2 separate regions of the Homo sapiens genome follow, and region 1 is linked to region 2. A link is a loop called in an ENCODE intact Hi-C map of the cell type or tissue named here. Cell type or tissue: GM12878. All regions are shown on one strand. Each heading gives the region's core, and the rest is flanking DNA. Links, peaks and the distances in the headings are about the cores only.

Region 1 (16,555 bases), core at 6,252-8,751, 300 kb after region 2:
AGCTTGGGAAGATGTAAAATTTCTGGAAATGGAAGGTTTTGACTGTTACACAACAATATGTATGTACTAATGCTACTTAATGGTACACCAAGAATGATTAAAATGATAAATTTTATATTATGTGTATCTTACCGCAATAAATAATTTAGAAATGTGGAATCAATGTTGAAAGAAAGATAATTTGTTCATCAGTTTCAGACAAAATGAACCCCCCAAAATTAATTGACAAACATTCAAAGATAATAAGAGTGCAGCAAGATAGTCAAATACACAATCAGAATGAATACGTTCACAGCTTCCTATACAATAGAAATCACCAATTCAAAAATATGATAGAAAAATTCCATTTGTATTAACAACAAAAATAAACCCCCAAATAAACCTAATGAAAAAGTGAAATACTTTTATAGGAAAAAAACTTACAAAAGGATATAAAAGAAAATCTGAATAAATTGTGAAATACAGCATGTTAAGATGACCAGTTGTCTGAGTCAGTTTGGAAAATGTATGGGGGTCTTTAAAAAAAAATGGAATTACAATATGAGCCATCAACTTCACTTCTGAGTGTATAGCCAAAGGAATTAAAATTGGTGTTGAAGAGATATCTGCATTCTCACTTAAACATACCACTTAAAAATGTACACTAAATGTTAGGTGTTTTCTGTGTGTACACACATGTCTATAAAAATATCTTTAAGTTTTCTGGAAAGAATCAAGCCCTATTCCTCAGTGATTATTCCTGGGTACAGAAAAGAAGTTATTGGATTTGGGATGAAGGTCAGAGGAGGCTGTAGCATATATCTACAAATATTCTAATTTTTCAAAGGAAGAATATATTTCTGTATCATTTCATAATTAAAATCAATTTTTAAAACGTTTTTTATTTGCGGCATGTTTTTGTTGAATGAATGCATGGTATGAACTAATAATGATGTGTTCAGTAATTTTCATGCATATAATTAATAGGAGAATAGTTTTGATGACAATTTTATTTATTTACAGTAATATATTGGCTTATTTTACTAGCAGGCTTGCATGTCTGTTTGTTTGTATTTAGAGACTGGGTCTCACTCTGTTGCCCAAGCTGGAGAACAGTGGCACCATCATAGCTCACTGCAGCCTTCAACTTCTGGGCTCAAGTGCTTCTCCCACCTCAGCCTCCCAAGTAGCTGGGACAACAGGTACAGTCCACCAAACCCAGCTAATTTTTTTATTTTTTTGTGTGTGTATAGACAGGTTCTCACTTCATTGCCCAGACTGGTCTCAAACTCCTGCCCTCAAGGAATCCTTCTGCCATGGCCTCTGAGCCACCATACCTGGTGCATGTTTATGTAACGTGTCTATATTAAAAAATAAGAAAAAACATTGATAACACTTAAAAAGATGGGCTCTCATATTAAGTCCTCCTTTAACTTCCGCTACACCTACACTAACCCATTTCCCTTTGGTTCTATTTCCAAAAGACAACATGAGGTGGTAGGAAAAGCCCTGGTCTGGGATATGGTATGCAGTGTTGTTCTGATTAACAGTTGACATCTATTGGTTGTGTGACACTGGAATTCACTTTTTTCAGATGAAATATAAAGGGAATATCATGGGGTTCCTAACCTGGCAATATCTATGAGTGTACTTTGAAAGGTCTGTAAAGTCCCTGAAATTATAAGGAAACATTTGTAAGTGGGTCTCCGCATTTTTTTGAGGGGAAGGGCATTTAGGAGAGGGATGCTCAAATAGTTCCGGAACAAGAAAACAGCAAAAGGTTAAGAGCCATTGACCTAGATGATCTTCAGTGACCTTTCAGCTGTGAACTTCTGTTAAAAGTAATCCTTGAGGCTTGAGGCTCTTTTTTTGCCCTGTCCTGTTTCTCTTTCCATTTATCAAACTCCTAAACACAAAACAAAAAACAGTTATCAAGTTTCATCAACTATAAAATATATATTTGATTACCAAAGTTAATATGATTATTAAATGGAATAATTCATGTAAAGCCCTTTACCACTGTCTGGCACAGAGTAAACAAACAACAGATAATTTTTTAAAAAAAGAGCTGAGGTGGAATTTATTGGTGTTACAACAGCAAGTTTAAATCCCTAAGCCAGTAGGCTAGGCCTGTGATTTTTTTAGCTCATTGGAGGAAGGTGATAAACTTTGAAATAGTCAGTGATTAAGGCTGGAAAATTCTTTGAGTTCTGAGAAAACCAGTAGAAACTCAGCTTTGTCCAAAACCTGGAAAATGATAGGCATTCAATCAATGTTAGTTTCTTCCAAAATTTGGCCTCATATTCCTCACTTTTTATCTTTTTTTCTCACCTAGAGGGTCCAAGGCCTAGAATGCTTATTAAAGACCTTGCAAAAAATAATAGAGTTACACTTTTTAAAGGTCTTACTAGAATTTTCTATAGCCATGGTTCTCAATATGTAGTCTTGGGGTGCATGTGAAGTAAAAACTACTTTCATCATAATACTAAGATATTATTTGTCTTTTTAATTTTCATTCTCTTACAAGTATCCAGTAGAGTTTTCTAGATGTGTGATGTCACAACAGCTGGAAGGCAGAACTAGGTACTATAATCCAGTTGTCTTCTATTAAGCTAGACATCAATGAGATTTTCAAAAGTGTAAAACAATGCCACTCTTCTCATTAATTGTTTTCTAAAAATAGTTACATTTTAATAAAAATATGGTATGTTAATATGTAATGGACTTGTTAAATGAATAAATACTTTAAAAACTTCTCAGTTTTAGTTTCTAATATGGAAAATATTGGTAGACATAATCCCCATAAACAAAAGCTCTTCATGTTTCTCAGTAATTTTTAAGAGCAAAAAGGGGACTTGAGGCAGAAATCCTCAAGAATCACTTCTGCTGATTCTACTGAGAATTACTTCTCTGTAGAAATAATTGTTCATTAAATGGATAAAAAATACGGAGAAAACTATGGTTTACCTTCATCCTGGACATTGTCATCATGCTCAATCTCTTGTTTTTATGAATAACTTTTAACTTTTTTCTCTAAGTGAAATGGACTTTTTTGCAATCATATTTTTTAGCTAGAAGGCTGACAAGAGCCAAATTCATAATAGAAAACTGATCCTATATGCCAGAAATGCTGACCAAAGCTTGGAGATCTGCCACACAAAATAATTCCATTTGGGAGTTTTTCATAAAAATGCTTGGATCTCCACCCCAGTTAGATCTTCTTTTTAACTGTACTCTCTGATCGTGTTAACACTTTGCCTCCTTCCAGCAGAATAACCTAAGCTTAAGTCTCGCTCTATTGTATGACTTTGACGACACATTTCTTCTTGATCTGACCTCTCTTTGTTTGCCTGAATGACCTTGTTTTCCCAGTTCCCTGGAGCAGGAATTATTCTTTGTCTATCTGGATCATGTTCTTTTGCTCCGAAGTCTCTCTGTCTATACTTTGTGTGAGTGTAAACATATGCGTTCGTTTATATTTTATTTTAGTGACTTTTTAAATTTGAAAGAATGAATGCTCCTTAATTATAAAATAGTCAAGCAATACAGAAAATTGTAATAGAAGACAGCAACAAATCATCACGGATTCCATCATATAGAAATAATCAGTGTTAACTTCTGGAAAACATTATTTCAGATTTCTTTGTATGCAGCTGGATGGAGAGTTAGACAAAATTTATTTAACACAATGGAATCATACCATTTATGCAATTTTAAATAAAAAGTTAACAATTTTCCATAGTATCTTAATTTTTATTCATATTTAACTTGCTACAAAAGATTCCAAAGAAACTTATCTTTATTTTCATTTTACAGTCTTCCCATGCCTATTACTCCAACATCATTTCTTGCTATGCTTCCACATACAACCTATGTCTTAGCTATGCTGGATTATTTTCAGGTTCCCTGAGCTCACTATGGTCTTTCTTACTTTAAGACTTTACGTACACTTAACAAAAGCCTGGAGTAGTTAGTCTCCTCAGATAAACCTGAATAACTCCTGACCATCTCTGGAGACCCACTGCAAATTCTCCTCTTTCCTTAAGATTTCTCTGAATCCTTTCTTCACCTTTAATCAGGGTTAGTTGATCACTTTACTGAAAACAGAGGATCACCCTCTGGTTCCAAATTACTTAGATGTGTTTCTGGCTTTACCAAATTTTTCTAGAATTAAACAGAATTGGCAAATTTTCAGTTCTTAATTAGAACATAGAAATGAAGTGTGGGAGAGGCAGTTTCGCATACTGATCATACTGTGGCAAGTGCTATAATTGACGTGATCAATAATAGTTCCTTGATTATGTCTTATTTGATCATGTCTATTATAGTACTTGCCACAGCATTCATATCTGTTGTTTTCTCATATGTTGGTCTCCTTGATGAACATATAAAGAAAGGAACAGGGACAATGTCTTCTATTTCTAATTTCAGTATCAAGTACATTATCTGTCATTTAAGTTGTTATTAACTTCCCTCCAATGAATAGATGAGTGAAAGAGTGACCCTAATGTTGCACTGACAACACCCATATTATCTGCATCATCTGGATTCTGTCATTAAAATAATCATAGAGAGATTACTAATCAGCCTAGCCCACATTCTTGGATTATATGTTGCAGGAGAGCTGTAGAAATATGAATGTTTGGTCACACATAGGTGGAGCTCAACCATCTGTTCTTTCAGCCCTGACAAAACTAGTCAGGAAAGGTATTAGGAAGAATGGGGCAAGTATTGTAAAGAAAAGAGCAGTAGGAACTGGCAGTAGGAACTAGTAATGTTGCTGGAAAATGAAGCCTATTGGGTATTCCCCTAATCTGCAAATATTCAAATCTAGAGCCTATGTGGTACACTTTGGGAGAAAACATAACCCTTGTCTAGCCTCTGAAATTGCACCAAATGGAAACAATTGCAGGCTCTAATACATTTTTTAATGCTACCTGAAAAAAATTAGTTTGGATGAGACATGATTTTATTTGTTTACTGGTTGATTGGTTTTTAAGACATTCAGCTAGCCTAGCAAGGCAACAAACAACATCAGAGCTGACAAAATGTCATCTTGAGAATTTAAGGAAGAAGAAGGGTTGAACTACTGTCCTATTAAAGCCCTCTTGACAAAAAATAAAGAATGATACTACTGAGTGAGGTATGGAGAATATTTTAACATTTAAAAATTTTAAAAATATATTTGAAGTCTATTATCTATCTATTAGTCTATCTGTCATCTATCTATCTCTATCACCTATCATCGATCTACCTATCTAGTCTATTGATTCTAAAAGAGGAAGCATAAAGTGATTTTTAGAGGAAAGAAAGTGAGGGAAAGTAACATTTGATGTGTATTCTCTGTTAGGATTTTTTTTTAACCTCCATGATCCTCAATTTTGTCTGTAAGGTATGGTTAATTTTTTACTTGCAAGGTTGTTTTAGAGCAAGTGTCTGAAACATAGTGAGTAGGCATTCAGTAAATTTTAATTTTCTTTTTTTAATCCAGAGTGGAATAAATAACACAAATATTGAATATTTTGTACCAAGTTTTAGAAAGCAGCAACCAGTAGATTTGATACAGATTTTTTTGTTTGTTGTTGTTTCTTAATCAGCCTCAGAGGAATCTTGAAGTAATGACTTTAAGCTAGGGATAATCTGTCTGTACTTGTATGTAAGTTCTTGAGCTCCTTAAATTTTGTTCTTGTAGCCAAAGCAGATCACCCTATTTGTGAATTTTAGGGTCTCTCTATATTTCCTCTTCTCTAATAGCCTCAGTATAGGAAACTGCCTCTCCCACCCTTCATTTCTATGTTCTAATTAAAAACGGATAACCTGCCAATTCTTAAAACTTTAATTCTAGAGAAAGTGGTAAAGCCAGAAACACATCTAAGTGATTTGGAACCAGAGGCTGTTCCTCCATTTCATCCTTTTCCTAATTACTGCACTTTATTTGTAGAAAGTAAGACAACATAAGATTTTTATTAATTGTACATTGTGGGGAAATGAAAAGAATAATATGAGACAACTTAACATATCTAAACAATCTTTAGAAAATGAACATGTTTTTCCTTGCAAATTTCATACTTCTTTGTGTTAGATGGCTTTATAATGCAAAAAATATACTTGTGAACTTCTACTGGTAATTCTATGCACTTTTAAGGAGAGTTTCACTCACTTTCACTTACCATGTTTTCCAAAGATTCAGTAAGATGTTGCTTAAAACCAGTTTCAAAGCCTGAGTTAGTGGCCTTTTAATTGTGTCAAATCATTATTAGAGAGGAAGCTTCTGTCTGCTCGCTTGATTAATTTCCAACCAAATCCAGAATTGCCTCAATCTTTACTTTTTAAAGATTTTCTACTTTTTCTTGCTCATTTCCCCACAGTTTACATACCCACCTTTGATTGTGTTAGAGTGCTCCACAAAGGTTGTACTCAGCATGTAGTATTAGAAAGTCTTCTCTGGTTATCAAGGACTCTTGGAACACAGGGACTATGTATTACACTCTAACAGAACAGCAAGTGCATGCAGTGTGTCTGCTACAAACTGACCTTCAATTTCCCTCATCCAAAGGTCATCTTTATCTAGAAAGTTTGTAAGAAGAGGAATTTTATCTTTCTTTCCTCCCATTTTGGCCACCCAGAGTTCCTCTTCAGTGCCATGTACTCTCCATGACAGTCTCAGCCATGGTTTGACATCACTGGGTATTTCTTGGCACAGAAATGCTTTACCTACAGGTTGCTAGCACACAGATGGTAGTAGAGGGGAAATATCTAACGGTATGTACCTATGACACTTCTCTTTCTAGCATCTAAGAAATTCAACTGTTCACAGAGGTTTCACATGGGGGCACCCCAGTTTTGAACTTTTTCTTTGTAGACCATACCTGATGTCTCATTTTTATCTTTCCTTTTATCTTAGAAGGGAGATGTGTAACTCTTTTTGAGTTATTTAATACTTCTGGTGTAATTTATAAGGAACAATTGCCCCCTATTTGATTAAAACATATTATTGAGAGTTTTAGCAATGTGGAATATATTACATTTAAATTTCAAATGGGTGTGGTTAAGGGATTATGGGGGTCATTTATGTACATAACCTATATATTTATATATACACATATACATATTTACACACACATACAATAAAGGCACATTAACGTTTATTCAGGATACCAGTGAAACTTTAGACATTTGTAAACGTATACTTAGAGAATAAAGCCTTTCTTTCTTGTAAATGCTTTAGACAGTGATTAGATTGAGGGAAAGATCAGATGTTGAGTTTTACCTTCTTTGGACTCATCATTAGTATCTGAGTGTTTCACCGCCGTCTAGCGGTAGAATATGGAATTACAGATGTATGGAATGAGTGCAGACGCCCTGACACGAGAGAGAGCTTTGGCTTGAGAATCAGAAACCTATACCTTGGTCATAGCAGCACTTCCAATTAGCAAGTTAATCTCTTCTATTGTAAATAAAGTAAATCCATAGATTTACTTTACTGCCATCTAGCTGTGCAGAGGTAGGATAAAAATCTATGGATTTCTCTTTTTATTATAGGTATAGACTTACTTTATCTATAATAGAAAGAGATTAAATATCAAATTTAAATTTCTAATTGTTCTTTGATAATTAGTATTTATATTCAGTGAATAAATGGTGATAGATAGATTGGTATGAATTGGTTACTAGCGTTAACTCCTATATACACAGTAATTTTGCTGAGTATCATTAATAGTATAACAGTAGCTTTTTCACTAGCAAACTAACAGACTAGTGTTATGTTGATTACATAGTACGATTTAAAGTTCATAAAGTACAAGTCCTTCTTAATATTACAATTTAAAAACTAGATTAGATAGATATATTCTGAGTCTAATCAGAAGAATGAGCCTGTTTGTTGTTGTTGTTGTTTTCATGTAACTTCTGCTTCTAATAGGGACTTGTGATTTTGAACACTCACTGATGAATTTCAGTTTAGTTTGAATTCCAAAAGTGAAGGTGGAGGAAAAGTAGCTTGATTTTTGAGTGAAAAGAGGATAAATTTGGATAGCACCAAATTTAATGGTGAGAATTATCACTCTTTTAATTAAATGCGGTGTGCTTGGCTTTTTTATTTTAACTTCCAAATTAAGGAAGTAATCTTTAAAGTTCTTACTAGTTCTGACAGTCTGCACATTTTCTTTGGGTTTTATAGTAGTAAACTTTCTACTGAGGATAGTGCATTTTGTACATAATTCTTCTACTCATCATTACTTCTCTCACTATTCATAATAAATTCATGTATTTTCTCCTTATAGGCAGGAATAATATATTTTTAACTGTTTTTCTTCTACTGGAAACCTCTGGACCCAATTAGCTTCTATTGATAGTGATTCTTCCATTAATATCTTTGACAGAGAAAATCCATGGTGTATAATTCTTATTTCCAGAGCTTGGGTTGTCTTAGAAAGTAGCTTCTTGGGATTATGTTTGATAATAATTGCTGTGATGATCATGATTAACCAGAACATCTGAGGTCAACTCATCAGTATAAAGCCTTTCTGTAAATGCTTTACAGAAGCATTGGACAGCGATTAGATTGAGGAAAAGATCAGATATGGTTGAGTTTTGTCTTCTTTGGAGTCCTTATTATTAGTACCTGAGTGCTTCACTGCCATCTAGCTGTGTGGAGGTGGAAGAAAACTGCATCTGATCCCATGGCAGGAAACTATGTGTTTGTGGAGATGAAAGAGAAGAGAAACTATAACTTGATGAAATGTTTATTGCCAATTTTTATGAAGTACAATTTTCTGGATCCTATATCCAGAAGGCCATGACAATAAATTTAAATATAATTGTACAGAATTCCAGTAGTGACACAAAAAGATGCAAATATTCTGAATATTCATGTGGGAAACTATGACAACATTCTTTGTTCAGGATGGGATGTGTTATAATGTTTCTAGAGACGTTTTGGCTCCTAAACCACGTCATTTAGCTCCTTGGATAGGTTTGTCAATAATTAATTAAAACAAAATCTGGAAAATCCAAATTTTGAAATTCGGAAATTTTTTTAAAACCTAATTTTATTCCCAACCACACAAATCTCTCTTTATTATATAGTTCTGAATATAGCCCCAAATGGTGTTTATCTTTTTCTTCCATTCACTATTTTCTTTCTTTCTTTTTTTCAAGGTGGAGTCTTGCTCAGTCACCCAGGCTGGAGTGCAGTGGTGCGATCTCGGCTCACTGCAACCTCTGCCTCCCGGGTTCAACCAATTCTCCTGCCTCAGCCTCCTGAGTAGCTAGGATTACAGGTGCCCGCTACTGCACCCAGCTAATTTTTGTATTTTTAGTAGAGACGGGATTTCACTATGTTGGCCAGGCTGGTCTCGAACTCCTGACTTCGTGATCCACCCATCTTGGCCTCCCAAAGTGCTGGGATTACAGGCGTGAGCCACCGCGCCCGGCCTCATTCACTATTTTCTAACCAAGGAGTTCAATGAATGTGGAGCCTTACAAAAACACCTGGCACCAAACAAAAGTAATATAGTACAGAACTATAGTTAAAATGAAAGAACAGACATATACCCTTACTACCAAAAGAGGAGATCATGTTAAATACCTTAATTTCATGTATGTGTCTCATTTCTTCTCTGGGTTAGTTCTTATCTTGGGCTAGTTTATGTTGGCTTCTTATTCAAAGTAATAACTCCTTTGTTCTTGGACATATTCATAGAGTGGGGTGTTGCTATCTAAGCAGAAGGAACCAGAGCCTGTTCTTTCCTTTGTATGGTAACCGCTGGCCTCAGAGCCTCTTTGTTTTTTGCCCACATCCTCACCGTATATTCTGATACCTCCTGACAGACTTGACTCTGACTCTTGCCTTTGTCTCCCCCACTGCATATGGTTGCACTGCTTGATGAATATCTATACCTATACTCTTCAATTCCTGCAGGGTCTTGGCTGTCAAGAAAGTGACTGAAAATGTATCTTTGACTTTTGCTGTCATTTGACTACTCATAACTATCATTTGATTGGCCATGGCTGTATACTTGTCTTTCATTGGTACTGAATCCAGACTGACCCTAGGCATCTCTTGATGGCCCATGACTTAATACCTATCTGGCAAAACCTGTGCTGGATCTTACCTGCCCATGAAAAGTTGTATCTCCGAAATGTTGCTGGCTAGATCCATGTATACCTATTGTATTGAACTCTAACTTCCCATGCCTAGATCCTAATTGCTCATGAGTGTCTTTCTCCCAATCTTCTGAATGCTTTTTGTTATCAGTATGGGATTCCTGTTTTCTGATTGAACTAGATTTTGAATGGCCATGAACTGATATGGATTGTCCATGGCCAAATCCAAGGTGGTCATTTGACTGGCTATGTGTACATCCCTCCCTTCTGGCTGTGTTATATCCAGGTTGAACATAGGTGTTGTTTGACTGTTTATGAGTTACTATAGAATGTCCATGACTAGATTCCTGACTTCTTATAATAATAGGTCGAGACTGATACTGAGAATCAACTGAATGTTCATAACTTACCATTGACTGTTCATGATTTAAACTGTGTCTTCCTGTTCTTTTAGTTGCTTTGGATACTATAAGGTCAGAACTAGAAAATAACTGTCAATGTCTAGACAGTTGCTTGTTTGCAGTGCTGTCTGTTGACCATGAAAGGTGAGAATTACTGATGCTTTTTCTGCTGCCACCAGAAGGCCCATACCCAGTGTGCCCATAGTCATATTCTGCAGGTCCATAGCTGCCATGTTTCCAAACCTGACTTGATCCATGCCTTTGCCTTTCACTACTATGTGACTGAAAATGACTTGCTCTACTAGATCTGGAACCTGTCTGTGTGGATTGTCCATAACCAGAATGGCCATGTCTAGTGGTATCTCCTGTCTGTCCATGAGTAGTTTCCAGTCTCCCATGAACTGTGGATCCTGGCTGTCTTTGTTGAGATCCAGCTTGGCCCTGAATGTGTCCTGAATGTGTGTGTGAGCCCCATGAGTGCACTTCACTGTCACTGGACTCACTGTGGCCAGATCCCCTTCTTCCAGTTGTCCTGGACCCTCTCTGTGTGGATTGTCCATAACCATAGTGGGCATGTCTAGTGGTATCTCCTGTCTGTCCATGAGTAGTTCCCTGTCTCCCATGACCTGAGGATCCTGACTGTCCATGTCGAGATCCGGCTTGGCTGTGAGTGTGTCCTGAATGTGTGGGTGAGGCCTCTGAGTGCACTTCACTATCACTGGACTCACTGTGACTAGATCTTTGTCTTCCAGTTGTCCTGGAACCTGTCTGTGTGGACTGTCCATGACCAGACTGGCCATGTCTAGTGGTATCTCCTGTCTGTCCATGTATAGTTCCCTGTCTCCCGTGAATGGCAGATCCTGACTCTCCATGTTGAGATCTGGCTTGGCCATAAGTGTGTCCTGAATGTGTGTGTGAGACCCCTGAGTGCACTTCACTGTCACTGGACTCACTGTGGCCAGATCCCCTTCTTCCAGCTGTCCTTGACCCTCTCTGTGTGGACTGTCCATGACCAGAGTGAGCATGTCTAGTGGTATCTCCTGTCTGTCCATGAGTAGTTCCGTGTCTCTCATGAACTGAGGATCCTGACTCTCCATGTTGAGATCCGGCTTGGCCATGAGCGTGTCCTGAATGTGTGTGTGAGACCCCTGAGTGCCCTTCACTGTCACTGTACTCACTGTGGCCAGATGCCCTTCTTCCAGTTGTCCTGGACCCTCTCTGTGTGGACTGTCCATGACCAGAGTGGCCATGTCTAGTGGTATCTGCTGTTTGTCCATGAGTAGTTCCGTGTCTCTCATGAACTGAGGATCCTGACTCTGGATAGTGAGATCCAGCTTGACCGTGAGTGTGTCCTGAATGTGTGTGTGAGACCCCTGAGGGCCCTTCACTGTCACTGTACTCACTGTGGCCAGATCCCCTTCTTCCAGTTGTCCTGGACCCTGTCTGTATGGTTTGTCCATGACTAGGGTGGCCATGTTCAGTGGTATCTCCTGTCTGTCCATGAGTAGTTTGGTGTCTCTTGTGAACTGTGGATTCTGACTCTCCATGTTGAGACCTGGCTTGGCTGTGTGTGTGTCCTGAATGTGTATGTGAGCCCCCTGAGTGCACTTCACTGTCACTGGACTCACTGTGGCCAGATCTCCTTCTTCCAGTTGTACTGGATCCTGACTGTGTGGACTGTCCATGACCAGATTGAGAATGTCCACTGGTATCTCCTGTCTGTCCATGAGTAGTTCCATGTCTCTCGTCAACTATGGATTCTGACTCTCCATGTTGAGATCCAGCCTGGCCGTGAGTGTGTCCTCGTGAGTGTGGTCTTTGTGAGAACCCTGAGTGCCCTTCACTGTCACTGTACTCACTGTGGCCAGATGACCTTCTTCCAGTGGTCCTGGACCCTGTCTGTGTGGACTGTCCATGACCAGAGTGGGCATGTCTGGTGGTATCGCCTGTCTGTCCATGTATAGTTCCATGTCTCTCATGAACTATGGATTCTGACTCTCCATGTTGAGATCTGGCTTGGCCATGAGTGTGTCCTGAATGTGTATGTGAGACTCCTGAGTACCCTTCACTGTCACTGTACTCACTGTGGCCAGATCCCCTTCTTCCAGTAGTCCTGGACCCTGTCTGTGTGGTTAATCCATGATGATAGTGGGCATGTCTAGTGGTATCTCCTGTCTGTCCATGAGTAGTTCCATGTCTCTCAGGAACTATGGATTCTGACTGTCCATGTTGAGATCCAGCTTGACCATGAGTGTGTCCTGTATGTGTGTGTGAGACCCCTGAGTGCACTTCACTGTCACTGGACTCACTGTGGCTAGATCTCTGTCTTCCAGTTGTCCTGGACCCTCTCTGTGTGGACTGTCCATGACCAGAGTGGGAATGTCCAGTGGTATCTCCTATCTGTCCATGAGTAGTTCCGTGTCTCTCATGAACTGTGAATTCTGGCTCTTCATGTTGAGATCCGGCTTGGCCGTAAGTGTGTTCTCGTGAGTGTGGTCTGTGTGAGCCCCCTGAGTGCACTTCACTGTCAGTGGACTCACTGTGGCTAGTTCTCTGTCTTCCAGTTGTCCTGGACCCTGTCTGTGTGGTTTGTTCATGACCAGAGTAGGAATGTCTAGTGGTATCTCCTGTCTGTCCATGAGTAATTCTGTGTCTGTCATGAATTATGGATTCTGACTCTCCATGTTGAGATCCACTTTGGCCGTGAGTGTGTCCTGAATGTGTGTGCGAGCCCCCTGAGTGCACTTCACTGTCACTGGACTCACTGTGGCCAGATCCCCTTCTTCCAGTTGTACTGGACCCTCTCTGTGTGGATTTTCCATGATGATAGTGGGCATGTCTAGTGGTATCTCCTGTCTGTCCATGAGTAGTTCCGTGTCTCCCATGAACTGTGGATCCTGACTCTCCATGTTGAGATCCGGCTTGGCCATGAGTTTGTTCTTGTGATTGTGGTCTGTGTGAGCCCCCTGAGTGCACTTCACTGTCACTGGACTCACTATGGCCAGATCCCCTTCTTCCAGTTGTCCTGGACCCTCTCTGTGTGGACTGTCCATGACCAGAGTGGCCATGTCCAGTGGCCTCTCCTGTCTGTCCATAAGTAGTTTCATGTCTCTCATGAACTGTGGATTCTGACTCTCCATGTTGAGATCCAGCTTGGCTGTGAGTTTGTTCTTGTGAGTGTGGTCTATGTGAGACCCCTGAGTGCACTTCACTGTCAGTGGCATCACTGTGGCTAAATCTCTGTCTTCCAGATGTTCTGGAACCTGTCTGTGTAGACTGTCCATGACCAGAATGGCCATGTCTAGTGGTATCTCCTCTCTGTCCATGAGTAGTTCCTTGTCTTCTGCGAACTGTGGATCCTGACTTTGGGTAGTGAGATCCAGCTTGTGTGTGAATGTGTTCTGAATGTCTGTGTGAGACCTTTGAGTGCACTTCACTGTCACTGTTCTCACTTTGGCTAGATCTTCGTCTTCTAGTTACCCTGGACCCTGTCTGTGTGGATTGTCCTTGACCAGACTGGCTATGTCTAGTGGTATTTATTGTCTGACCATGAGTAGTTTCCTGTCTCCCATGAACTGTGGATCCTGACTCTACTTGTTGAGATTCACCCTGGCCCAAGCCAGTTGATTGACCTGAGCCTGAACCATATTGGCCAAATCCAGTGGACTGACCTGAGTCAGATATATGTTGTCCAGAACTAGAGAAATTGTCTGAGCCAGACACATGCTGTCCAAAACTTGTGGTTGGACCTGAGCCAGACTCATGTTGGCCACAGCCAGATGATTGACTGGAGCCAGTACCATGTTGGCCATAGCTAGACTGACCTGATCTGTACTCATGCTGTGCAAAGCCAGAGGATTTACCTGTGCCTGACCCATGTTGTCCAAAGCCAGAAGACTGACCTGAGCCCGATCCATATTGGCCAAAGCCAGAGGACTGACCTGAGCCTGGCCTGTGTTGTCCAAATCCAGATGTCTGTCCTGAATTTGACCCATGTTGACCATAGCCAGATGATTGACTTGAGCCAGAACCATGTTGGCCATAGCTAGACTGACGTGATCTAGACTCATATTGTCCAAAACCAGAGGATTGTCCTGAACCAGTCCCATGTTGTCCAAAGCCAGAGGACTGATCTGAGCCTGATCCATGTTGTCCAAAGCCTGAGTATTGGCCTGAGCTTGACCTGTGTTGTCCAAAGCCAGTTGTCTGTCCTGAACTAGACCCATGTTGACCATAGCCAGATGACTGACTTGAGCCAGAACCATGTTGGCCATAATTAGACTGACTTGATCTAGACTCATGCTGTCCAAAGCCAGAGGATTTTCCTGAGCCTGACTCATGTTGTCCAAAGCCAGAGGACTGACCTGAGCCTGATCCATGTTGGCCAAAGCCAGAGGATTGACCTGAGCCTGACCTGTGTTGTCCAAATCCAAAAGTCTGTCCTGAACTTGACCCATGTTGACCATAGCCAGATGACTGACTTGAGCCAGAACCATGTTGGCCATAGCTAGACTGATGTGATCTAGACTCATGTTGTCCAAAACCAGAGTATTGTCCTGAGCCAGTCCCATGTTGTCCAAAGCCACTGGACTGACCTGAGCCTGATCCATGTTGTCCAAAGCCAGAGTATTGACCTGAGCTTGACCTGTGTTGTCCAAAGCCAGATGTCTGTCCCGAACTTGACCCATGTTGACCATAGCCAGATGATTGACTTGAGCCAGAACCATGTTGGCCATAGCTGGACTGATGTGATCTAGACTCATGCTGTCCAAAGCCAGAGGATTGTCCTGAGCCAGACCCATGTTGTCCAAAGCCAGCGGACTGACCTGAGCCTGATCCATATTGGCCAAAGCCAGTGGATTGACTTGAGCCTGACCCATGTTGTCCAAAGCCAGATGTCTGTCTAGACCCATGTTGGCCATAGCCAGATGACTGACTTGAGCCAGAACTGTGTTGGCCATAGCTAGACTGACCTGATCTAGACTCATGTTGTCCAAAGCCAGAGGATTGTCCTGAGCCAGACCCATGTTGTCCAAAGCCAGAGGACTGACCTGAGCCTGATCCATGTTGGCCAAAGCTGGAAGACTGACCTGAGCTTAACTCGTGTTGTCCAAATCCAGATGTCTGTCCTGAACTTGACCCATGTTGACCATAGCCAGATGATTGACTTGAGCCAAAACCATGTTGGCCATAGCTAGAATGACCTGATCTAGACTCATGTTGTCCAAAACCAGAGGATTGTCCTGAGCCAGAAACATGTTGTCCAAAGCCAGAGGACTGACCTGAGCCTGATCCATATTGGCCAAAGCCAGTGGATTGACTTGAGCCTGACCCATGTTGTCCAAAGCCAGATGTCTGTCTAGACCCATGTTGGCCATAGCCAGATGACTGACTTGAGCCAGAACTGTGTTGGCCATAACTAGACTGACCTGATCTAGACTCATGTTGTCCAAAGCCAGAGGATTGTCCTGAGCCAGACCCATGTTGTCCAAAGCCAGAGGACTGACCTGAGCCCGATCCATATTGGCCAAAGCCAGTGGATTGACCTGAGCCCAACCCATGTTGTCCAAAGCCAGATGTCTCTCTAGACCCATATTGGCCATAGCCAGATGATTGACTTGAGCCAGAACCATGTTGGCCATAGCTAGACTGACGTGATCTAGACTCATGTTGTCCAAAACCAGAGGATTGTCCTGAGACAGACCCATGCTGTCCAAAACCAGAGGATTGTCCTGAGACAGACCCATGCTGTCCAAAGCCAGAGGACTGACCTGAGCCTGACCCACATTGTCCAAAGCCAGAGGACTGACCTGAGCCAGACCCATGTTGTCCAAAGCCAGATGTCTTACCTGAGCTAGACCCATGCTGGTCATAGCCCAAGGATTGACTTGATGTAGACTCATGCTGGCCACAAGTTTGACCTGAGCCACATACATGTTGTTCGAACCCAGAGGACTGACTCAAGCCTGTTCCATGTTGTTCAAAGCTAGTAGACTGACTTGAACCAGACCCATATTGATCACATTTGGAAAATTCATTTGAACTAGAAGAGTTTGAAAAGCGGCCAC
Region 2 (16,555 bases), core at 4,930-7,429:
TAATCTTTTATACCATATTTTTACTGTACCTTTCTATGTTTAGATACACAAATACCTACCATTGTGTTATAATTGCCTACAGTATTCAGTACAGTCACATGCTGCACAGCTTTGGAGCCTAGGAGCCACAGACTATACTATATAGCCTGGGCGTGTAGTAGGCTATACTATTTAGGTTTCTATGATGTTTCCACAATGACAAAATTTCTCAGAAAGTGTCTCTGTTGTTAAAAGACTGTTGTTTTGTTTGAGTATGTACACAGTATGGAGTCACACTGTATACACTCATCTGCCACTTGCTTTGTTTTCACTTAGTGATCTGTATACCAGTGCATATCTTTCTACTTTCTTCTTCTTCCTTTTTTTTTTTTTGAGACGGAGTATCGCTCTGGAGTATCGCGCTGGAGTGTAGTGGCATGATCTCAGCTCACTGCAACCTCCACTTCCCGGGTTCAAGCGATTCTCCTGCCTCAGACTGCTGAGTAGCTTGGACTACAGGCGTGTGTCACCACGCCCAGCTTATTTTCTTTGTATTTTTAATAGAGACAGAGTTTCACCACGTTGGCCAGGATGGTCTCGATCTCCTGGCCTTGTGATCCGTCCGCCTCAGCCTCCCAAAGTGCTGGGATTACAGGCGGGAGCCACTGTGCTCAGCCTCTACCTTCTTAACGACTACATAGTATTCTATAATACAGGTGGAATATCAAATATCTAATAGTAGGTTTTTTTTTTTTTTGAGGTGGGGTCTCACTCTCTCACCTAGGCTGGAGTGCAGTGGCACGATCTCGGGTCACTGCAACCTCTGCCTCCTAGGCTCAAGTGATCCTCCCATCTCAGCCTACGAGTAGCTGAGACCATAGGTGTGTGCCACAATACCTGGCTAATTTTTTGTATTTTTAGTAGAGACAGGGTTTCCCCATGTTGTCCAGGCTGGTCTCAAATTCCTGAGCTCAAGTGATCCGCCCGCCTCAGCCTCTTAAAGTGCTGGGATTACAGGTGTGAGCCACTGCACCCAGCCAAATAGTGGGTTCTTGATGAAAGACAATTAGATGGCATCATTTTTTCCCTAATCAATGATCCAGAAATCCTGTGTATGTCTGGGCATATCTGAGGAAAAACCCCTGAAAGTAGGCAGAATCAATGGTGTCCAGATTATGAACATTGAAAATGTTGACAGCTATCGCGAAATTGCCCCTCAAGGGTTAGTAATTTTTGATAGGGAAAGCCAGTTACCTCCCAAGTTTGTGAGTCAGCAAGAGACACAAAACATCAAAGCCAGGGCATTGAATGTTGTGGCAAGAGGCGGTTCTGGAGCTGTTGGCTTTGGAGGGGTCTCTGTTCTGGGGCTGGCTCCTTGTGCCTCATTTCCCAGCTGAGCCCATGGAACTCTCTCGCTCCAATCCGAGTCTCTGGGGCCTGGTAAAATTCCCCTCTGTGTTTAGTCACCTCTTGATTGGGAGCCAAAGCAGAAAACCAGTCAGCCCCACGAGCAGGAATTACCTGTTTCTCATCAACTCCACTTGCCAGAACGGTCTGTGACTTTCCAGTTACTTTTCAGGGCCTCTCCTTGTGTTTTGGTGGGTGTGTCTAGAGGAAGAGAGGAAAGCAAATGCCCTTCTAGAGCAAGTTGCCTTTTAAACGGCAAACTTGAAACAAATAAAGCAGGTTGAAGATCACAGTGTGTGCTGCTGGGCCTGTGGGGGCGCTGGGCAGCAGAAAGGCACACTCTGCCTGCAGCCTCGGGATCTGGTCGCCTGTGTGGGAGTAGGGAGGAGTCCTGACGTACCCTCTCTAAGACTGGCTGCTCTGCACCTCCCTCCAAGCCAGGCTGGCCAGTAAAGAAATCTAGCTGTGGACAGGAAACGAGTGGTTTTTGTGATCTGAGCAGAAAGGGCGTTTTAGGCCTGGAGCAGAGTGGAGGCCCTGAGCCACGGCCCAGGAAGTGACTCACCCACCCTGATGTCTGAGTTGCTGCTTCCTTTATCTTGCAGGAGGGCGTGGCGGTGGGTCCCTGGGCTGTGCCTGTGACTGGAGTGGCTAGAGGCTGCTGGCTCCTGGGTCTCAGTCAGGGTCCAGCCCCGGTCTCAGTCCTGCTACCTCAGCAGCCAGAACTCTGATTTAGAGATATGAACACCGCCTGTTACAGATATTTGGGGGAGATAGAAATGCCAGAAAACCCAGTCCCAGGAGCTGCTAGAGGGAAATACTGTTGTGGTGCCTCATTCCCTCCACCCACCTTCATTGCCCCACAATGCCCGAGGGTGGCAGTTCTGGTGACTTCACCAGCTGGTGGCAGGGGGAGGGAGGAGCTGGCTGGAGTTGCCATGGAGCGGCAGAGCCTGGTGGGCAGGGTGGGGCAGTGCCTCACAAAGGCCACCGAATTCTTAATCTCTTTCAGGTTTACTCAACTAATAAGTAACTTGTAGAGTTACAGGAATCATGTGAGGCCTTAACCCTCAGAATACCAGGAAAAATAATCACCTTTTACCATTTAGGTCCAATGGACGCTTTTAATTATCTATCTGTATCTGTCTATTTATCTATCATCTATCTTTTGATTCATCTTGTAAATAACTTGTAGAAGTAAGAATAGTAAAAAAAAAAACAAAAAAAAAACTGTATTAGAAATAATAGGCTGGGTGTGGTGGCTCACGCCTGTAATCCCAGAAATTTGGGATGCTGAAGTGGGTATATCACTTGAGGTCAGGAGTTCAAGACCAGCCTGGCCAACATGGTGAAATCCCAGCTCTACTAAAAATACAAAAATTAGGTAGGCATGGTGGTACACGTCTGTAATCCCAGCTACTCAGGAGGCAGAGGCAGGAGAATCGCTTGAACTTAGAAGGTGGAGGTTGCAGTGTGCTGAGGTCACGCCACTGCATTCCAGCCTGGAAGACAGAGCAAGACTCCATCTCAAAAAAAAAAAAAAAAAAAAAAAAACCAAAGAAAGAAAATAAAAAAAGAAATAATAAGAATTTAGATATAGCAAACCCAAATTTTTACTCCATATTTTCCTAGATTTGAAGCTACACACATATTTGCTTATTTTGTGTGTGTGTGTGTGTGTGTGTGTATTTTGATGCAGTTAACTGCTCATCAACTGTCATGCATGAACCTGGCACATATCCATTTTGTAAATAGCTGACTCCAGATTTCAAATACACCTGTAATAGGTTCTAGTTCAGCATTGCTTCTGTTTCTTCTTGCATCTGCGTTGTTCAAATGCAATACTTTAAAAAACTTTGATGGCTTATAATTTTGTTAAAGAGATGATGACCACCTTCTTTGTTCCATAATTGCGAAATATTTCATTTGTGGATTTACAAATATTAATTAAAATGGCCGATCCAGTGAATGCTTTTATGTCTGTGTTATCTATTTTTTTCTAATCACCCTGTTACACACACCTGTCTTTAGCATTAGTCCACTTATAAACTGTTATCAAGCAAATTTTAGTGCATAAACATTATAAGAGATGAAGAATAATATCATACCTTTTTAGCCAAATGGGATGATTCAGGTTCTTGCAAAATATTCTGTGATGCAGTTCTTCCTGTTGCACAACTAAACATGAGAACAGATTTTGGTTTTTACTGTTATGTGAGATCATGAAGCCTCAGCAACACGTTGTAATATAAGGAAAAATAAAGTGCTGCAGTAAACGGAAAACAATAACAACAACAGCGGTAAAACAAAGTCTCGCTCCCGTGGACATTACAATATGCACATGTACTTGTGTACATGTTGCAAAAATGTAGAAAATGTAGATAGAAAAAAAAAATAAAGCACCGACAATTTTATTATGCAGGTTAATTTTCCAGCTACGTTCTTCCTGACTTGCATTCTATGTGCATATAAACATTCAGATTTTACTCTAAAGTGGGATAAGACTTGATTATTTTAACATAACTATTTGTTATAAATACCTTTTTATGTCATTAAATATTCTTCTGTCTTGTCATTTTTAATGGTTTCATGGTGTAATTGGAATCTATTTTATCAGAGTGTTAAATTGACCAAGAGCATCCCGTACCTCACTGTGCAAGTGTCAACATTAAAAAATATCATGCTTGTTTAGGGTAGTGGTTGTCAAACTTTAGTGTGCACAAGTCTCACCTTGGGAGCTTGTTAACAGTTCAGGTCCCTGGACACCACACTCAGAGACTCTGATTCAGGAGGTCAAGAGTCTGCATGTTAATAATTCTCACTAACCAACAGGGGATTATGAGGGAGGTGGTCACCAGAGCCCATGGTGAGGCTCTTTGGTATGACTGATAGAATAGTACTTTATAGGGTCACAACTCCCTGCTCCACTTCATGGGGGCTTTGGGAGTTAGAGCCCCCTCAGGGTAAGGTGGTTTTAGCTACACTAGGCCTTTAGAGAATGGATCAGAGGGTTGAGCTTCAGTTGGTATAGGGGACTACTGGAGTCAGAGCTGGGGAAAATACCACACCAGATCAAAGAGGCAGAAATGTGTTTGGAACAAGGAGATCAAACTGAGGGCCAACAGACAGGAGGAACTGGAATAGGATGAAAGCAGGGAGGAAGGTCCCAGCCATATCTGTCAATTAGTATCAGCAGTGCTGTTGAGTGCTTGATCCATGGGCAGGTCAGTTTTGGCTTAAAGGTGTCAAGTCAAAGGGGGATGAGAGTTTGCAAAAGCCCATGCTATATATCACCCATGTGTGATCCAGAGATTCTCTGGCTCTCAAGAGTAAATAAATTAATGTGAATCATCCCCACACTAAATCCATGCCAATAGAAGTTCCAAGTCCTTCTGGGTGATCTCAGTGGGTCCCCAGGGTTCACATTCTCACGGCTGTCTCCTTCCAGTGAGGTCTATCTGCCTGCTTGACATGGGTAATTAAGCCTCTTCTCTTAGATTCCCACCAAAAAAAAACCATGCAAATATGTATGTATGTGTGTGTGTTAAAGACTTGGGAGTCTTGGGCAGGGTCACATCACACCTCACACAGCCTTCCACCACCTGTGGACTCCTCCTTATTTTTTTTCCTCCCCTGTCCAGCAACCCAGATTCCTCTCTTCCCATGACTAGCAGTTTATCAGTCATCTTTCACTGCTTGTGTGAGTCCTCTGGGTGTCACCCTCCACCCTGAACTCATGTCAAGACATTTTTCTGGGCAGTCCTACTCTGTAAGAAGAGACAGTTTGTTATTATAGTAACATTTCCTCCTTTCTTAAGCACACGCCTGAGCCTGTGCCTGTGGCAGGGGAGGGGTGGGGAGGGGCATTCATTCTTGGCTCGTGGGTTCCCGCTCAGCAAAGGCTGGAGTTGGTAGCCCATTCTCAGTCTACAATCTTGGTCGCTAGCAAATGAACTGCCAACTGTCGGCTCTGCACAACTCCATTAATGGAAGGTCAAATTATTTTTACAGCTTTTTTGAGATGGGGGTCTCGCTTTGTTTCTCAGCCTGAAGTGCAGCGGCACGATAATGGCTCACTGCAAACTTGACCTCCTGGACTCAAGCGATTCCACCACTTCCTGAGTAGCTGAGACTACAGGTGTGCACCACCATGCCTGGCTAATTTATTATTATTATTATTTGTAGAGATGAGATCTTACTATGTTGCCCAAGCTGGTCTTGAATTCCTGGGCTCAAGTGATTCTCCCACTTCAGCCTCTCAAAGTGTTGGGATTACAAGTGTGAGGCACCACGCCCAGCCTATTCTTACAGTTTCTCTCTTGGTCTTTCTGTTTTTTTTTTCAGCAGGATGGCTGGCAGGACTCCTCTGGGTAGCGATTTTTGAAATAGTTGCTCACCAAAGCTAGCTATAATATAGAATCATTGATGCTGAAATAAACATGTAGCAGACACTGCACTCCTATCCAGATTTCACAGATGAAAGCCATATTCTAATACCCATTTATTCATATGTTTTACCATTTCTGAAATCCAGGCGTGTCTTAAAATTGAAGTGTTCATTTAACGTAATAGTCACCCCCTGCCCTCAACTGCTTCTTTTTAATTGATGATGCCTCTTACAATTTTACAATCTAACAATGCAGTAGGAACACCACCCTGTATCCCCAAAGGAACTGAGTTCGGGGATTGTGCAGCATTCTTTGCCTTAAAATCTAAGTTACAGATGAACATGAGAATGACAGAATCTCCTGTCTATTTGAAATTCCAAGAAGCGGCTAGGTGTGGTGGCTCATGTCTGTAATCCCAACACTTTAGGAGGCCAAGGCAAGAGGATCGCCTGAGCCTAGGAACTCAAGACCAGCCTGGCCAACGCAGTGAGATCCTGCCTCAATTAAAAAAAAAATAAAGAAATTCCAAGACCTTGTGTTTTCCCCTCACCATCAGTCCAGGCCAGGGCGGTGAAGTGAGGTTTCTTCTCCACTCCCTGTTGCCTAATGCGGGGTCTACATGAGACATTGCAGTCAGTCACCACCAGGTGGCGCACAAGCCATGAAAAAGAAGTTCTGAGGGCCGCACATCTTCAACACCGGGTTCTTTCCGGATGGCTACTAATGAGGAATTGAGTGGCTACTTACATGGCAGGTGAGCTGGCTGGGCCTGGTGAAGACAGATTTCGTGGAGCATCTGGGAAAAGGTTTGCATAGCACGGACAGGGACAGAAGTTAGGATACATTAGCTAGAGTAACGATATCTACGGAACGAATGCTTGCAACTCTCCTGCAATACAGGAGAGAACAAGATCGCACCTGAAGTGATCTTGTGTTTTAGAAACTCCTGGCCAGGGGTGGTGGTGGGTGACAGTGGTCCCAGCTACTCGGGAGGCTGAGGTGTGAGAATTCCTTGAGCCCTGGTGGAGGCTGCAGTGAGCCTAGAGAGCACCACTACTCTCCAGCCTGGGCGACAGAGCAAGACCCTGTTTCAAAAACCAAACTAAACCAACCCCAAACCCCCAGAAACTCCTTCAACGAGTTGAGGTTTAATGTCATTCCCTCAGCTTCTACAGAAGATTATTGCAATGACGGACATAGAATAGATTCTTATTCTTGGGTTCTGTTCAATGCAGGTTGATATATTTTACTCCGTTGTCACACATGTAACTTGGAGGAGACTTAAAAAGTCTGAAGCTGGGCTTGTCCTCAGATGGAGGCATGAGAGGGCTGGGTGAGGGGGGAATAAAGCTGCCATCCAGTGTGGTTTCAAGTCTCAGGGCGACTCGGGTGTTTTTCTCCTCAGGATTCAGCATGTTCCTCACTGCTCCGTCTCTCGGCAGATGGCCTTGTTTGCTCTACCACAGGGAAGACAGCTGTTAGGCGCCGACTCCTCCAGCTCTTCCCTGCCCCTGCGCAGCACATTTATCCAACCTTGTCCGCACCTTCGCCATCTGCACTCCCTCTCCCACTGCAGAGGGGACCTGCTCCTCCCCGGGGCCTTGGACCCCACGCCCTCCCACCTAGCTCCTCATTCTTCATTCGTCAATGATCCTCTTGGTTTCCTGCATCTTCCGCTTTCTGCTCTGTATTGCATTCTTCTCACCAAATAGCCCTAAGCCAGCCCGCCAGCCTTCCCCCTACCCTGACTCTGTTTAGCTGTGTGGGGTCTCCCGCTTCTTTTCCAGCCAAGCTTCTGCAAAGAGTGAGCCTCCAGATTTGGAAATATTTCCTTCATTAAATACTAAATTCTCACAGCTGGACTTGGATATGTTTCTGGCCTTTTAATTGTTCCACTGACTTTTCCTCTCGTTCCTATTACCACCGGTATCACAGTATGTTAATGACTTTAGCTTAGGATACTTTTAATATACAATAGGATGAGCCCTTTTATTGACACCTTTCCCCAAATTGTCCCGACTACTCTTGCCTATGTAGTCTTCCTGATAAATTTTAGAATCATTTTTATACAGTTCCAAACACTTCATTTCTATACAGTTCCTGTTCAAGGTATAGACCAATAAGGGGATAACTGATATCCTTATGATGGTGAATTCTCCCATCAAAGAAGAAGGTGGCTCTGTGAACAGAACAAGGAAACATAAATCAGGTTTCCTTTATGTTCTTCAAACCAGTTTTATATCAGAGGCACATTTCACATTAATTACTCCTAAGGGCATATTATATTGTTGTTGTTACTATTGTGATAAGCAGAATCTTTCCCTGATATTAGTTATTAGGTTTTTATGGATATATAAGAAAGTTACTTTTCTGAGGGAAGTTTGTTCTATAACTACCTGTTACTAAACTTTGTGGATCTCATACCTTTTCAGTCAATTCTCTTAGATGCCCTAGGTAGAAATACTGGTGTCTTAAACAATGACCATTTTGCCTCTTCCTTTCTAATTTGTGTACCTAATTTATTTCTTTTCTGTTCTTTCAGCATTAGTGAAAAATCCTGTGGATACGGAGCATATCCTTGTTCTTATATTACATCCTCAGACAGGCTTTCTCTTATCCCCTTTTCCAGTCTGAATTTTGTTCTCCTTGTTTTTCTGTTTTATAGTGCCCACTCTTTTCCTGCATAACTCTTATAGTTTATAATCTTAATGGCAATCCTCACTAGTCTGTGAGCTGCAAAGCTGTTTCTTTCATCATTGTGTATCCTGTGCCCTGCCATTGTCTGCCACATGGTAGGTGCTGCATAAATATTTGTGGAATGAAGGAAATTTCTTAATTTTAAAATTAGTGCTATGTTTTACCATTGTTGATTTTAGGTAGAGTTCTCTTTTCATAATTTTATTTATTTATTTTTGAGACAGGGTCTCACTCTGTTGCCCAGGCTAGAGTGCAGTGGTGCGACCATGGCTCACTGCAGCCTCGACCTTCCCAGGCTCAGGTAATCTTCCCACCTCAGCCTCCTGAGTAGCTAGAACCACAGGTTCGTGCCAGCATGCCCAGCTAAATTTTGTACTTTTTGTAGAGACAGATTTCCACCATGTTGCCCAGGTTGTTCTCAAACTCCTGGGCTCAAGCCATCTGCTTGCTTTGGCCTCGCAAAGTGTTAGGATTAGAGGTGTGAGCTGCCACACCTGGTGCTTTCATAATTTTAAATTAAAACATATAACGTGTTTTTAAAATTCCATGTCTCCATAGAGATAATTGCACAGGCTTTCTCCTCTGCTAAGTTCAGAATGAGTTGCATGAATGGGTTTCTTTTAGAGAACTGGGGTTTTCTGAAATGAACCATATGTGGTAGCATGGAGTGTTTGCTCATGGAATCCAAGTGAAAAGAAAAACTGCTCTTGGGTATTTTGTTCAGGGGTTTTCATCTATCTTTATATGTAGGACTGATCTATAGTTTTGGGGAGCTTTGGAATTTTGATGTTAGGGCTGTGCTACCTTTGGAAAAAACTGTAAATCTTTCTTGACATTTGTATTCTTTGATGTGGTTTAAATAGTGTAGGAATGATTTGTTCCGTGGATGTTTGAAAACATTCACCTGTGAAACTGTCTTGCTTAAAGGGTAAGAGGGTAGTTATTTGACAATTTTTTAAAATTGGTTATGATTATACTTCTTTTGAATTAATTTTTCTAAAAAAATCATCCATTTCCCCCCAGACTTTTTCTTTCCTTGTGTTTGTTCTATCTTTCTAAGAATAATTTTTACAAGTCTATTCTTCTGTACCTATAGCTAAATGTTTTTGGTATCTATGTGTCTATCTGTAGATATATAGACATCTATCTATGTATCTATCTATGTATCTATGTATCTATCTATCTATCTGTCTATCTATCATCTATATCTACCTACTTATCTATCTAACTAGCTAGTCTTTTCCTCTTTGTTAATTATTTCAATTGTTTATTAAATGTCTTGAGTTCTTTGGCTTGTTCATCGATTCCATGGCTATTCTGTGTTTTAGTCCATTGCCTTAACGACTTGGCCACAATATCTTGTTTTCTAGTTCTTGAATTTCTACTTAAAAAAAATCTTCTTTTTCCTGCTTTTCTTTTAAACAAATTTTATTGAAGTATAATTGGCATATTAAAAACACACATATTTAATGTGTACATCTTGATGAGTTTGGACATATGCATACACCGTGATTACCATCACCACAACCACACTGAACATATCCATCACCTCCAAAAATTTCCTTGCTTTCTTTTGTGTTTTATTTTTGGTAAGAACACTTAACATGAGAAATGTTCTTTTAATGTATTTTAAAGTGTACAATACCATATTGTTCACTATAAGTACTATATTTTACCTAGATCTGTAGAACTTACTTATCTTGCATAACAGAGACTTCATACACATTGAAAATAATTCCTCATTTTTTCCTCTTCCCAGCCCCTGGCAACCGTCATTCTATTCTCTGCCTCTGTGAGTTTGATTATTTTAGATACTTCAGATAGGTGGAATCACACAGTATTTGTAATGTTCTCTAGCTGTATCCATGTTGTTGCAAATGGCAGGATTTCCTTCTTTTCTTATTTATTTATATAGAGACAGGGTCTTCCTATGTTGCCCAGGCTGGTCTCAGATTCTTGGCCTCAAGTGATCCTCCTGCCTCAGCCTCCCAAATTGCTGGGATTACAGGTGTGAGCCACTGAGCCCAGCCAGATTTCCTTCTTTCCAAAAGCTAACTAATACTCCATTTTCCTGCTTTTCTTAGGTCTGTTTTGTGTCTTAGTTTTCTAACTTATTGAATTGAATACTTAGTTTATTCCTTATTTACTCCCTCTTGTTTAGTAAATAAAGTGTTTAAGGCTGCAGCTCTAGACTTTAATATTTAGTGACTTTTAATTGTTATTTAAAAAATGCAGTCTTTTTTGCAGTTTTGCTTTCTTTTTAAACTTGAGTTATTTAGGAGTGTTTTAAAAATTTCAAGTATTTTTGATATATTCATCTATTATTAATTTCTAGTTTTATTGCATTATTATCAAACATGTTACTTGCATTATGTATGCTTTTGGAATTAAAAAAATTGTTGTTGTTTGTTTTTGAGATGAAGTCTTGCTCCACTACTTAGGCTGGCATTCAGTGGTGTGATCTTGGCTAATTTTTGTATTTTTAATAGGGACGGGGTTTTACTATGTTGGCCAGGCTGGTCTCAAACTCCTGGCCTCAAGTGATCTGCCCACCTCAGCCTCCCAAAGTGCTGGGATTACAGGCGTGTGCCACCATGCCCGGCATGCTTTTTGGAATTTATTGAAGTTTTAATTGTGTCATGATCAGTTTTTAGAATCTTTCATGCTACTTAAAAATATGTGTGTTTTCTAAAGTGAATAGAGTTCATATATATTACATAAAAATATTTAAAAAGATATTAGCTAACATATATTTAGAGTTATCTTTCTGTATGGTAGGCATTGTATGAAGCATTTAATGCATTATCTCAGTAGGTAATATTATTTTTATCACTTCCATTTACAGATGAGGAAACTAGTATTTAAAATGATTTCGTGCCCAGCCTCATAAAAGGAGTGTCATGGAGCCACAAATCCAAGCTGGGTTGGTTTGCCCACAAAGCCCATGTTCTTCATGACAATTTTAAACAAATTTTCTATGAACTTATTTTATGTTCCTGCTAAAGATGGAGACATATGTCCCCTCTTCTATTGTTTTTCTGTGAGTCTCTCCTTGTATTTCTAGCTTGGTTTTCTTTTCATTTGGATCCCAGATTGTTGGGCATGTTTGACACATTACTGTCCCCCTAACTGTAAACTCCATGGTGGGAAGGCTTTGTCCTGTTTGTAGCTTATCCTCAACACCTAGGATAGTGCCTGACACATAATAGTTGCTCAATAAATAGCTGTAGAATGATTGAATGACAGTTTTAAGTTTTATCTTTCTGGTGGATTGTACTGTTTGATAATAAGAATGGATTCACTTATTGCTTTTATGTTGAATTCTATTGGTTAGATCTTAATATTGCAACCTCTGCTGTATTTGTTTGCTTGCATTTGTGCAATCTATTTTGTCCCTCCTTTGACTTTTAACTGGAGAGATTTTGTTTTAGAGGTATCTTTCACAGAAGCACAAACCAGGACTTGTTTTTGCTTTTTGTGGGCTCCAATAGGTAAATGTGAATATGAATATTATTGAATGGACGGATAAAAATATGTGTTTTATGAGTGAAAGATAAGCCTCATTCTAGAGGCCATGACAATGATGCTTTATCTCAGTTTTCAATCTGAGACTAGAAGAAGACCAAGGGGAAATTAATGCTTAGTAACTATTTCTTGTACTTTTTATAAGGTTTATAATTTGGCTTTACAATTTGAAATGTCTTTCAGAAGAGCCTAGAGAGAGTTATAGTTTATTGATATTAAAATCACAGGTTACTGAAGGATATTACACAACATTTAATTTTTCTTTTCACCATAAGCCATTCCTAAAAACTGTTAGAGTCCCAGAAACCAAAAGTTGAAGAATTGGACCTGTGATAGATAGAGTCTGAGGTTTATGGAGGAAGAAAAAGCCAAGAATGCCTAAGACAATCAGCTCAGCCAACTGGGGAGGTGAAAATTTTTTGTAGCATCTGGATATCACTTTAGAACTCATCCTCAGAGGATCTAGTGTGCTTGTTAGATTTCCAAATATGATAGACATCATCCTGCTGGTCGTGAGCATAATCTTCCTATGTTCCTTCCTCATCCTGGTATACATAGTCTTCTTCTGGATCCCAAATTAGGTAGCAGCAATAACTTGCCCATTCTTGTGATTCTTACACATCTCCAAACCTGTATAATTGAGCCTATTTTCTGTATTTGTTGTTTCAGATGGATCATGAAGACAATAGCATAACCAGTTACCTTTCTTCTTGGGAAAAAAGTATACCTCACAAGTTATTGGCCCAATTTTTCTGGTGGATGCTAATTCCTAAGGATCTAAATCTCTAAGCTCAGCTTCCTCCTGCTTGGGGAAATACTTTTGATCTTTTTCTCTCCACAGCTGCTCTTTTGTTTCATGGTCAAATTCTCTCACAGATATGCCTTTTCCAGAGTTTCTCTCATTTTTGCCCCTAAGATGACCCTCATCCTTTTTAGAAGGTGGTTTTTGCTCTCTAACCTCTTGTCTTTCATCATACCTTGGTTCTGGTCTCATGTCTGTTACCTGGTGTCTTCCATAATTCCTAGAGTCTGGCCTCAGATCTCTCTTGGTTTCTTTCATCATGCCTGGGTTCTGGTCTCATGTCTCTCACTTGATATCTCCTATCATTCCTGGACTCGAGGCTCAGATCTCCCACTTGTCTTCTCTCAACATCTCTTAGTGCAAAGATCTGGTCTCTATGTTGGAATCCTTCATATTCTCTTGTAGTTGTTCTCTGCTCTCTAATTTGGTGTCCTCCATCATTCCTGAGTCCAGGGCTCAGGTCTCTCACTTGTTTTCTCCCATCATTCCTTTGGTGCTGGGATTTGAGATCTCACTTGGCACCCCTGATTTTCTGTTGGAGCTGGTATTTGATTTTGAATGTGGTGTTCCCCGTCATTATCGAGTTCTAGGCTCAGGTCTGTCATATGGCATCTCCTATCAATCTCAGGTTCAGGACTCAGGTCTCTCACTTGGCTTCTTCTATCATCCCTTGGTGTGGAGATCTAGTCTCTATGTTGGAATTTTTCATTTTACCTTGGAGCTGGTCTCTGTTCTCTAACCCGACTTCTCCCATCATACCTGGGATTTGGTTTCTGCTCTTTAATTTGGTGTTCCGCATAATTGCTGGGATCAGGATTCGGGTCTCTCACTTGGCTTCTCTCATCACCCCTTGGTGTGAGCTTCTGGACCCTATGTTGGGATCTCTCATATTGTCTTGCAGCTGGTCTCTGCTCCCTAACAGGACTTTTGTCATCACTTCTGGGTTCTGGTCTCATGTCTCTCAGTTGGTATCTCACATCGTTCCTGGTATTAGGACTTAGGTCTCTCATTTGGCATCTCTCCCTTTCCCTTGTTGAGGGGATCTGGTCTGTATGCTGGAATCCTCGATATTCTCCTTCAGCTGGTCTCTGTCCCCTAACTTGGTGTCTGTTTCCATCATTCCTGGGCTCAGGTCTCTCATCTGACTTATCCATCATTCCTTGGTGCTGGGGTTCTCTCTCTCACTTGGTGTCTCTGATTTTGTGTTAGACCTTGTTTCTGTTGAACCTAGCATTTCCCATCATTATTGAGTTCTTGGCCCAGGTCTCTCACATGACATCTCCCATGGTTCTCAGGTTCAGGGCTTAGGTCTCCCTCTTGTCTTCTCTCATCACCCTTTTGTGTGGAGATCTTGTCTCTATGGTGGAACCTTTCATATTGCCTTGGAGCTGATCTCTGCTCTCTAACTTGACTTCTCTCATCACATCTTGGATCTGGTCTCTGCTTTCTACCTTGACTCCTCCTATCATACCTGGGTTCTGGTCTCTCCTCCCTAATTTGATGTTCCCCATTATTTCTGGGCTCAGGGCTCAGGTCTCTCACTTGTCTTCTTTCATCCCTTGATCTGGAGATCTGGTCTCTATGTTGGAATCTTTCATATGGCCTTGGAACTGGTCTCTGCTCTCTAACTTGACTTTTCTCATTATCCCTTGATTCTAGGCTTTCATCAGTCACTTGATGTCTCTCACTTTCAGTTAGAGCTAATCTCTGTTGGCTAAAATAAAATCTCCCTTCATTCCTGGGTTGAGGGCTCAGGTCTCTCACCGGATATTTCTCATCATCTCTAGATGCTTGTTGTTCATGTCTTGCTTGGTGTCTCCCTTTATTCCTGGTCTGTGGGCTCAGGTCTCTCACTTAATGTCTCTCATCATCCCTTGATGTTGAGCTTCCATCTCTTGCTTGGTGCGTCCCTTCATTCCTCGGTTGTGGGCTCAGGTCTCTCGCTGGATATCTCCCATCATCTCTTGATGTTGGGCTTTCATCTCTTGTTGGTGTCTCTCATCTTCTGTTGGAGCTGATCTCCGATCTCTAACTTGGTGTCACCCATCATTCCTGGGTTGCGGGCTCATGTCTCTTACCTCTTACTGGATATCTCCCATTATCTCTTGGTGCTGGGCTTTTATCTCTTACTTGGTGTCTTTCATCTTCTGTTGGAGCTGATCTCTGATCCCCAACTTGGCATCTCCCATCACTTCTGGTCTGTGGGCCCAGGTCTCTCACTGGATATCTCCCATCATCTCTTGATGTTGGGCTTTCATCTCTCACTTTGTGTCTCTTATTTTTTGTTAGAGCTGATCTCTGATCCCTAACTTGGTATCTCCTATCATTCCTGGGTTTTGGGCTCAAGTCTCTCACTGGACATCTCCTGTTATCTCTGGATGCCAGGCTTCCATCTCTCCCTTGGCATCTCACATCATTCATGGTTTGTAGGCTCAGGTCACTCACTGGATAACTCTCATCATCCCTTGATGCTGGGTTTTCATATCTCACTTGGTGTCTCTCACTTTCTGTTGGAGCTGATGTCTGTTTTCTAACTTGGTGTCTCCCATCATTCCCAGGTTGTGGGCTCAGGTCTCTCACTTGATGTCTTCCATCATCCCTTGGCATTGGGGCCCGGTTACTATCTTGGAGTCTGTCATGTTGTCTTGGAACTGATCTCTGCTCCCTAAATTGACATGTCCCATCATTTCTGGGTTCTGGGCTCATATCTCTGACTTGTTGTCTCCCATCATTTCTGGGTTCTGGTGTCTGCTTCCTAACTTGATGTCTCTCATACTTCCTGGGCTGTGGGCTCAGGTCTCTCACTTGGCATTTCTCATTATTCTTTGTCCCTAGGGACTGAATCTTTATCTTGTGTTTCCCATTTTCCTGTAGCATTGGTGTCTGATCACTGACTCCCAGTCTTTCATCTTCTCTTGGAGATAGTCTCTGCTCTCTAATTTGCTGTCTTCCACTATTTTGAGTATATGAGCTCAGTTCTCTCACTAGATGTCTCTCTTCATCCATTGGTGCTGAGGTCTGAGCACTCATCTGTTGTCTCTCACTCTTGTTGACCTGACTGATCTTGTGGTTCTGGCCTGTGGTCTTGTACTGGATGTTTTCCATAATTGCTTGGAGCTGGATCCTGGTTTCTCACTTGTTTGCTGCCAACATCCTGAGATACAAGAATCTTGTCTTCTCTCACTTGATGCCTCCCAGTATCCCTTGGTGTTGGGTTCTGGATTCTTACTTGGTGATGCTCATCAACTCTTGGTTCTAAGATCTGCTCTCTACCAGATTGTCTTAGATAACCTTGGAGTTCTAGCCTCCTGTCTCTCACTTGAACACTTCTGTAATCACTTTGTGTTGACAAATGACCTCTCTCTTGGTATCTTACAGAGTCCTGGGATTCTAGGCTTTGGTCCCTCACTTGTCATTGCCCATCACTATTTGCTTTGGGATTTGGTTTCTCACTTGGTGTCTCTGTACATCCTGGGAATCTTGCCTCTGATCTCTCACTTGAAGACTGCCATCATTCCGTAGTGGTGGGACCTGGTTTTTTACTTGATTTCTTCTCACATCACAGATCTTAGAATTTAGGTCTCTCACTTGGTGTTGCCCCAAATCCTGAGGTTTAGGGCTTATGTCTCTTATTTGAAGTCTGTCAGCATTCTGGGGTTCTACACTCTGGTCTCTCACTTGATGCCTTCTGTCATGCCTTAGTATCGGGACCAAGTCTCTCCTTTGGAGCCTTTCACTATCCTGGGTTTCAGGGCCC

Evidence for each region. Hi-C counts contacts between places; a loop is a spot of excess contacts. Peaks named below come from ENCODE experiments on the same cell type or tissue, not always from the same donor. Only the 100,000 strongest peaks of a DNase experiment are listed, where the experiment ranks them.
Region 1: it touches region 2 in a loop (3-fold over the local background); 25 of 110 quality-filtered maps call a loop at or near these places.

What each region holds. Positions count from the first base shown.
Region 1 is chr1:152,340,030-152,356,584 of GRCh38, forward strand. It overlaps FLG2 (filaggrin 2), which reads right to left. Exons shown (of 3, transcript NM_001014342.3): 3 at 8,706-16,555. The coding sequence ends at 10,581. It overlaps CCDST (cervical cancer associated DHX9 suppressive transcript), which reads left to right. Exons shown (of 8, transcript NR_186765.1): 7 at 1,058-1,181. Among named protein-coding and RNA genes, the nearest start is that of FLG2, 12 kb to the right of the region's middle. In GM12878, for the core only: CTCF peaks have their summits at 7,298 (motif pointing left) and 8,629; a DNase peak (open chromatin) is centred at 7,262.
Region 2 is chr1:152,046,322-152,062,876 of GRCh38, forward strand. LOC101927949 (a long non-coding RNA gene) reads right to left here and starts at 3,566. Exons shown (of 4, transcript XR_922147.2): 1 at 3,495-3,566; 2 at 1,952-2,113; 3 at 1,501-1,587; 4 at 968-1,416. RefSeq lists enhancers at 1,201-2,400, 1,773-2,092, 3,279-3,840, 6,221-6,777, 6,330-6,379. In GM12878, for the core only: a CTCF peak has its summit at 6,417 (motif pointing right); a DNase peak (open chromatin) is centred at 6,421.